Linked DNA regions of Homo sapiens: region 2 is linked to region 1. The links are chromatin contacts, found by Hi-C or POLR2A ChIA-PET in ENCODE. All regions are on one chromosome and are shown on one strand. Each heading gives the region's core, a stretch centred on a gene start or an enhancer-like site at or near the end of the contact. The rest is flanking DNA. Distances are from core to core; before and after follow the strand shown.

The links. Hi-C counts contacts between places; a loop is a spot of excess contacts on that map. ChIA-PET counts read pairs that join two places held with the same protein, here RNA polymerase II (POLR2A). Pooled maps may share reads with other maps.
Region 2: a loop to region 1 is called in a map with no recorded cell type, with 3 times the contacts of the local background. The contact joins two enhancer-like sites. A Hi-C loop is called at or near these places in 1 of 37 single-sample maps with no recorded cell type and 2 of 50 pooled maps. POLR2A ChIA-PET finds 5 or more read pairs at or near these places in 8 of 52 experiments (AG04450, GM12878, H1 and 5 more).

What each region holds. Positions count from the first base shown.
Region 1 is chr13:51,763,163-51,766,675 of GRCh38, reverse strand. It overlaps WDFY2 (WD repeat and FYVE domain containing 2), which reads right to left. Exons shown (of 12, transcript NM_052950.4): 12 at 1-3,513. It also overlaps a transcript of DHRS12 not described here. Among named protein-coding and RNA genes, the nearest start is that of DHRS12, 39 kb to the left of the region's middle. RefSeq lists an enhancer at 1,836-2,155. Within about 2 kb of position 2,080, at least 29 of the 41 ENCODE cell types and tissues checked have a DNase peak (open chromatin) inside an H3K27ac peak, as active enhancers do; they include GM12878, where a contact is called at or near this core.
Region 2 is chr13:51,702,946-51,706,692 of GRCh38, reverse strand. It overlaps WDFY2 (WD repeat and FYVE domain containing 2), which reads right to left. Exons shown (of 12, transcript NM_052950.4): 4 at 3,043-3,097. Among named protein-coding and RNA genes, the nearest start is that of DHRS12, 99 kb to the left of the region's middle. Within about 2 kb of position 2,117, at least 2 of the 41 ENCODE cell types and tissues checked have a DNase peak (open chromatin) inside an H3K27ac peak, as active enhancers do; they include GM12878, where a contact is called at or near this core.

The DNA.
Region 1 (3,513 bases), core at 831-3,330:
AGTAAAAACATTCACAATATTCAGCAGCATTTGATTGGGGGCCTGGATACAGATGTTTCAATATCCTAGGAAATTCTTGCTCATTACCACCTAATCACATTCAGGAAGTCAATGTCAGGACTGGCAGGGAGTGTGGCAAATGCCGGAGGGGTCCAGCTAGACCACACGGGAGAAATCTGTTCCAATGTCAGGCTTATTACATTCTCAGCCTGACCCCCTGAAGAATCTCCTCACTTTAAAAAAAGAAAGAAAAAGATATCCATACGGTAATATGCCCACTGCAGCCAGGTCCAGACTTGGGCTGCAGTCCGGTGGATGTAGAGAATGGAAGATCCGTGTCCCTGGTTAGAAGTAGAGCGGTGGGCAGGCACTAATGTGGGGCCAGCACCTTCCCTGTTGTCCAGTTAGTAACGGTTTTTGTACATTTCATATAAAGATTTCCTTTTGCAAAATGACAGCACCTTGAAAAACAAAGTCATTTAAAAAGCAAGGCAAATGGTGTAAGACACAAATCCATAAGAGTACAATGGTTACAAGTGACGCTAGGGTTTTGGCCATACTTCATAGTGGCATATACTACTGACGTAAGGCTGCCATCCACTAAAATGATAAAAAGTGTATATGTGAAACATTTTTCAAATCATTTTCCCTTTTTTTGTGAGTGACAGCTCACCTTCTCATGCATCCCCGAGAACCAAGGGAAAAAAGAATCATAAGTAACAAGGTCAGATTCTCAATCTAACTTTTCAGCCAACCTGCAATTCTTGACACTTCCAAGAAAGTCAGATACTCTTCTTGACTTGTAAAGGTAAACATTTTGAGGTATCTATTTTTAATGAGATGGTACCATGATTAATTTCCACCCTTACCATCTTTAAAAAGAATTTTTTTTGCCCTACAAACTCATGAAAAGAAACTTCACCATCTTTTCTCAAAACCAAACCTAGCAGGCTCTAGATGGAAAAAGTCCAGAAAGCAACTCACTTGATATGATGGAAGACAACAAAGGCATGTGGTGATAGGCTCTCCGTTATCCAAGGGAAGCCAGCAATATGCGGGCAGGTCACTGGTGATGGGCTAGGCATGTCCAATAATAAACGAGACTCAGGGAATCAGAGAATCACAGGATTGGAAGGGACTTTAAGAATGATGATCAAATTCATCCCTCAAGCCTTTAATCTCCCTTTCAACATCTCTGGCAAAGGCTCTACACTGTGTGTTAAAAAAATTCCCTGGTATGGGACATGCAAGGAAGACATCCCATTCCAATTTAGGACCGATCTAATTTTTAGACACTGCTTTCATGTGTTAAACCTAAGTAGGCTTCTTGGTGGAAAGGAGATAATGCTTAAAGGCAAAAATACAAACCACAACCCTGGAGGGTTGACGTGGTTCTTGGTTAAGAAACTGAGCTGAAGTTTAAACAGGAATGCAGATGTTTCTGGACTAAGTTTTGGACATAGATCTTTGGGTCCTACAAGGAAAAGGCAAATGATGTGATAGCAAAGACAGGCGCTGCCATGCCCCTGCACGGTGTTCCTGCCTCCACAGGGCCAGGTCTCCCAGACAGACCTGTACCTGAATTGACGAAACTCTCTGCCTTCCTGTTGCAAGTGCCCCTGTAAGGAGGACCTCCCACATTGTACTGGAATCATCTGTGACTTGCAAGAGCAGGAAGTGGAGGGCAGCAGCTGCCTGTGTCTGCACCCAAACACTCGGCACCGCCTGTCCGTGCAACGCCACACTTGACTAGAACAATCCTCTCCTGCCACAGGGCCAGGGCTTTCCTTTTCCACAGTGGAGCAGCTGAGCCCAACACACCTTTGGCGTTAGTCTGGGAGTCCTTCCTGGTTGCGGGCCGTGCACTGATAGTCTCCACCTCCTCCTCTCAGACTCCAGTGAGAGGCTGTGCACCCAAAGATCCAGAATTAGTTACCCTGAGTCACCTTCAGTTAACAGTTCTAGGGATTTCCAAAGAAAAAGAAACTGATACTATTATAATATAAACTAATAGTAGCATTGGCTGCAGGAGGAGCCTCTGGGGAAACCCCTCGTGGTGAGCTGTGTGCTGCTTTCCTCTGAGGCCAGGGAGCAGCAGCATCTGATAGTGACGAGCTCAATTCTGGGATGGCAGCTGAGCCACTTGGCTGTTCTCCGGCAGCTCCAGCCCACTTGTGATCCCTGGACACACCACACTGACTCCAGCTCTCAGGCCTTTGTTTGTTTATGCTGTTTCTGAAGCCTGGAAAGTCATTTCCATTTTTCCCCCTTATGACTCACTCCTCATCCTTTAACACTGAGCTCAAAGTCCCTTTCCTCTGTGAAGCCCCTCCTGCCACACCTGCTGGGTTAGTGGCACCCTGGCATGCCTCTATCATAACCACATTGCACTGAAAAGACCCATTTACTCACTGTGTGACCTCTGCCCAGCCTGAGAATGGGCCTCAGACACCTTGCACTGCCAGTGCCTAAAGCCTGGTGGCTGGTGAGCGCTCAACACGGTTGACATGAACATTCAAATCTCAGGGATCATCTAGATAACTCAGTGTTCAACATGATCTTAATTTCTGTGTTTTCCAATCAAGTTAATAAATATCTGTCTTCGTACCAGGAAAAATTCAATATTATTTTAAAGGAGAAAAAATAAGAATGTATTGGTAAAATGCTTTCTCTCACTTCGAAATATCTTAGTGAACAAGAACACTGACATAGAATTAAAATTCTATGAACAGCCATAACCAAAGGAATCTCATTTAGTGAATATTTATGTCCAGTAACTGCAACCCACACTTAGAGCTATCCTTTTGCTTAAAAACAAAAATTTGGGCCTTAAGAAGTGATTAATATCAGGCAAAAATAAATTATACTTTTGTTTATTTATTCAGGGCCTTGCTCTGCTGCCCAGGCTGGACTGCAGTAGTGCAATCATAGCTCACTGCATCCTTGAATTCCTGGGCTCGAGTGATCCTCCCGCCTCAGCTTCCTGAGTAGCTGGGAATACAGGTGTGTGCCACCACACCCAACTAAGTTTTGAATTTTTGGTAGTGACAGGATCTTGCTGTGTGGCCCAGGCTGGTCTTGAACTCCTGGGCTCAGCAATCCTCCCACCTTGTCCTCCCAAAGTGTTCAGATTATAGGTGTGAGCCATGGCACCTGGCCTTTACTTTTATAAAATGAATCTCAGAAAATGAAAATGTGATATTCCATAAGGGCAGTGCTGTAAGCCTGGGAATCGCAGCCAAACGGGGCAGGGTGAATTTTAAGTGCCACTGGATTTCCATTTCAGTTTTGCCTCTGGGGTGGTCTGAGGGGAATGTATAGGAAGGAATTTATGTGGATGAAGGCAATAATTACCTCCCCCACCACAGGGCCGGAGCCAAAAAAACTGTCATATATGCTTTCGATAAGAGGAACAAAGCTGGTTCCAGAGAGCGCCCTGTCTCAAGGTGCTGAAAGTCTCTCCTCCCACTCATGCCATTACTAAGTAATGTTCAAAAACAGCTATTCCTTGAA
Region 2 (3,747 bases), core at 868-3,367, 60 kb after region 1:
GACCAACTTTATGTTAATTTCTTAACATGGAGTTCCAGCATGTTATAACTGGTTAAAATTTATATTCCAAACTCAAAAGTTTTCAGTTCAGGTTTTGATTTATCGAGGTAAAATTCCATCCTCTATCCAGAGTTGGGGTCAGGAATAAATTTCCTTGTAGTCTTCAGGGCCAATTAGTGGAAAGTCTTGTTCCTCTTTTTATGGGGGTACAGTCCTTTATGAGATTCAGCCTTTTATGGAAATCTCAGTTCCAATTTTTCATCTCACTCAGGCCCTAGGCCTTATTTCTTGTCCCCAAGTGCATGTTCATACACAAGTATCTATCTCTTACTGGTTCTCCATCTCCCCAAGACAGCTGCAATGACAGATTATATGTGTATCACTCTGAGTTTTAGTTCTCTCTTTGGTTCTGGCTCATAGAAATTTTTTTATTTGTATCTCCCATGAGCCTAGTATTGTATTAAGAAGAATGACAAAAACAACACGAAGTGTCACTTTATCATTATCTCCAGGAATTTGTGGAGAATAGGTTTCCATAGTACTCTAGTTATCAATTTTTTGTAATCCTCTGTAGATAAAATGAACTTATATGAAATATTAAGAGACTCAAAGAATAATGGCATATGAAGAGAAGTTTCTAGTGATATGCTCATTATACTTATACCTGTGAGGCCAAACATTATTTTAACAAAGACATAGGAAATGGCATGTTATGCTTATACATTTAAGAAAAACACAAAATTAGTCAGAAATTAATATATTTAATGACAACTGGGATTTCTAAATATCTTGGTAAGCTGAGGTGATGGGCTAAATAAAATGAGATTGTGAATAACAGGATGTAAAGTCCAGCATTTAGGCTAAAAACAAAAATAAAAACAAGAAACAGCTTCAAAAGTACTGAAGATATAGCTTTAAAATAACTCAATACATTTTAAAATAACTAAAAGAGTATAATTGGATTGTTGGTGACATGAAGGATAAATACTTGAGGCGACAGATACCCCATCTACCCTTACGTGATTATTGTGTATTTCATGCCTCTATCAAAATGTCACATATACCCCACAAATATATATACCTACTATCTACCCATAAAAATTAAAAATTAAAAAAAAAAACAAAGAAAAAAACAAACAATTCAAGTGAGAACTGTGGAGGAGCTTGAGTTGATTGCTCCACATGGCTGCCAGAAATTCACCCTATATAAGAACAGTGCTCAGGAAAAGAGAGAAGGGAAATATAATTTTGTACTTATCAGATTACATGGATGTATTAGTTACCTATTGCTGTGTAACAGATTACCCCAAAACTTAGTGCCTTAAAACAGTAAATGTTAATTATCTCAGAGTCTGAAGTATTGGTGCAGTTTAGCTGCATGCCTCTGTCAAAAAGTCTCTCACAGGATGGAATCAAGGTGTGGAATGGAACTGTAGTCTCATCTGAAACCTTGATGGGGAGAATCTGCTTCCGAACTCTCTTACATAGTACTGGCTGGATTCAGTTCCTTGTGGGCTATTAAACTAGGGTGTCAGTCCCTTACTGGCTGTTGACAAGGCCTCCCTCAGTTCCTCAGCACGTGGGCTTCTCCACAGGGCAGCTCACAACATGGCAGCTGGCTTTCATCAGAGCAAGCACACAAAAGCACAGAGTGGGCAAACAAGGTGGAAGTTTTGGTATCTTTGTAACCTAATCTCAGAAGTGATATCCATCACTTGCCATATTCTAGGTCTAGCCCACACTGGAGGTACAGGGTAAATTCCAGGAGGCAATGATCATTAGGAACCATCTTAAAGGTTACCTACCACAGGGTATCATATTTTCAAATGGTCTTAAAGGTACCATATGATATCCCAAATATGTGACCAAGCCAATTAAAAAAATTTTTTTAAGTAATGTATTTTTAAAACTTGATAAATAATAATTGCATATATTTATAGGATACATGTAAAAACTGTTTTAAAGAATAAAGGCTCAGGTAACTTAAAATAAAAATTACAGATGTAAAATATATAGGCTGGAAAAGAGAAGTGAGAGCAGAACACTCAAGATTGAAACAGGAGACAGAAGGGAAGGGGCAGAAACTTTCACTGCTGTTTTAAAATAACTGAAAGATTGTCATGTGTAAGAGAGATTGTACTCAGTTTCTGTAGGTCCAACAGGCTAAGCAAACACCAATAGAGGAACATTTATCACTTATCACACAATGTTTTAATGGCCTGCTTACCATCCGTATCCTCTCCATGATTATAAACTGCTTATGCACAGACACTATACATGTCTGGTTCACTATTACAATTCTGTTACCAGAACACAATAGACACTCAATAAATATTTGATGAATGATATGTGAGAAAATTAAAGAATAAAGAGAAATAAATTTTAGCTCCAAATTTTAAAATAAAGAACTTAATGCTTAGAATTTTCCAAAATCACAATGGTTCCTGTGTCTCTGGAGGTACTAAAGTAGAGGCTGGATGATCATCCTCTCATTAAAGGCGAGTCAAGAGAATTGGAGGAAATGACCTCTAAGTGTTAAAAGGTCTACCTCAAACTTTCTGGTTCCACAACATTGTTAGTCTGAATAAAGAAATCCCTTCCAAAAATTGTTGTCAGATGGCCTGTCAATGTTGAAGACATGATAAAACCACAATTCTTCCCCTTGGACAACACACTCTGAGCACTTTTAAAACATTTAACCAAATACAAGATGAGTCCTATTAAGGCAGCTTTTTACTGGACCCACTTTCTAAACCTGCTGTACGTTGAAAAGCAGCATGGTATAGTAGGAAGACAAAGGCTGTGGGTTTGGGAGTCAAGCTGACCTGATCTGGCTCTGCACTTAATTAGAACCCCAGGCAAGCCACCCAACCTCATTGGGCCTCAGTTTCTTAATTCAAAACACAGGGATAACACTCACTCAAAAGGTTGCTCTGTTTTGTTTCCCTGATGATTGTAAAGTATGTATTCTCTTGTGGCAGTGAAAACCACCAAGAAGTATTTTAGAATCTGGGTAATGAAGGTACTCCTCTCACTCCCTACCTTGATAGTTTTTCACAGGAGTCATCTTGTTATAATCTTCTGACAATATAAACTCCTGTAAAAGAAAAGAAAACTATTAAACAAAAATAAATTCTTTAAGTGAATGACTATATTTGGTAAAACCAGACTGAATAAAGCGAATTGTCATGACGATTACATCCAACATTAGTATTTTGCCCATCAACTCAGAATTTTTGTACCCTTTTAAAAGTAACAATCAAAATTATGATCCAATGCAGTTATCATAATTTTACCTTATAAGTGTTGACTTTTTGTGTATGCACAAGAAGAAAACCAGATCAGTTCAGCATCTTGATACCGGTCGATTCTGAAGATAAACCTAATTCAAAATATTTTTCTTTCAAGGGTGCCACAGCTAAAAATTTGCAAGGCTCTAACCAGTAAGGAAATGGATAGCATTTCTGCTAAAGAAATAAATTAGATATTTTAAAGATTATTTTTCTAAGATTAGTAATTTATTTCCCCTTACTTACTATAAGCATCTGAAGGTTGCATCTTACTCATCCCTGTATCCCCAGGACACCGGGCACAGTACCTTGGCACAGTAGGTAATTAATAATGGTCACACAAAAGCACTTCTCAATGTAATGAGATTAGTCTGAATGTCAAATTTACTGAAAAAATCAGTTTCTGTATCGCGCATTATATATACCCTTGGTGGGGACACATAAGTGTCTGTTGTTT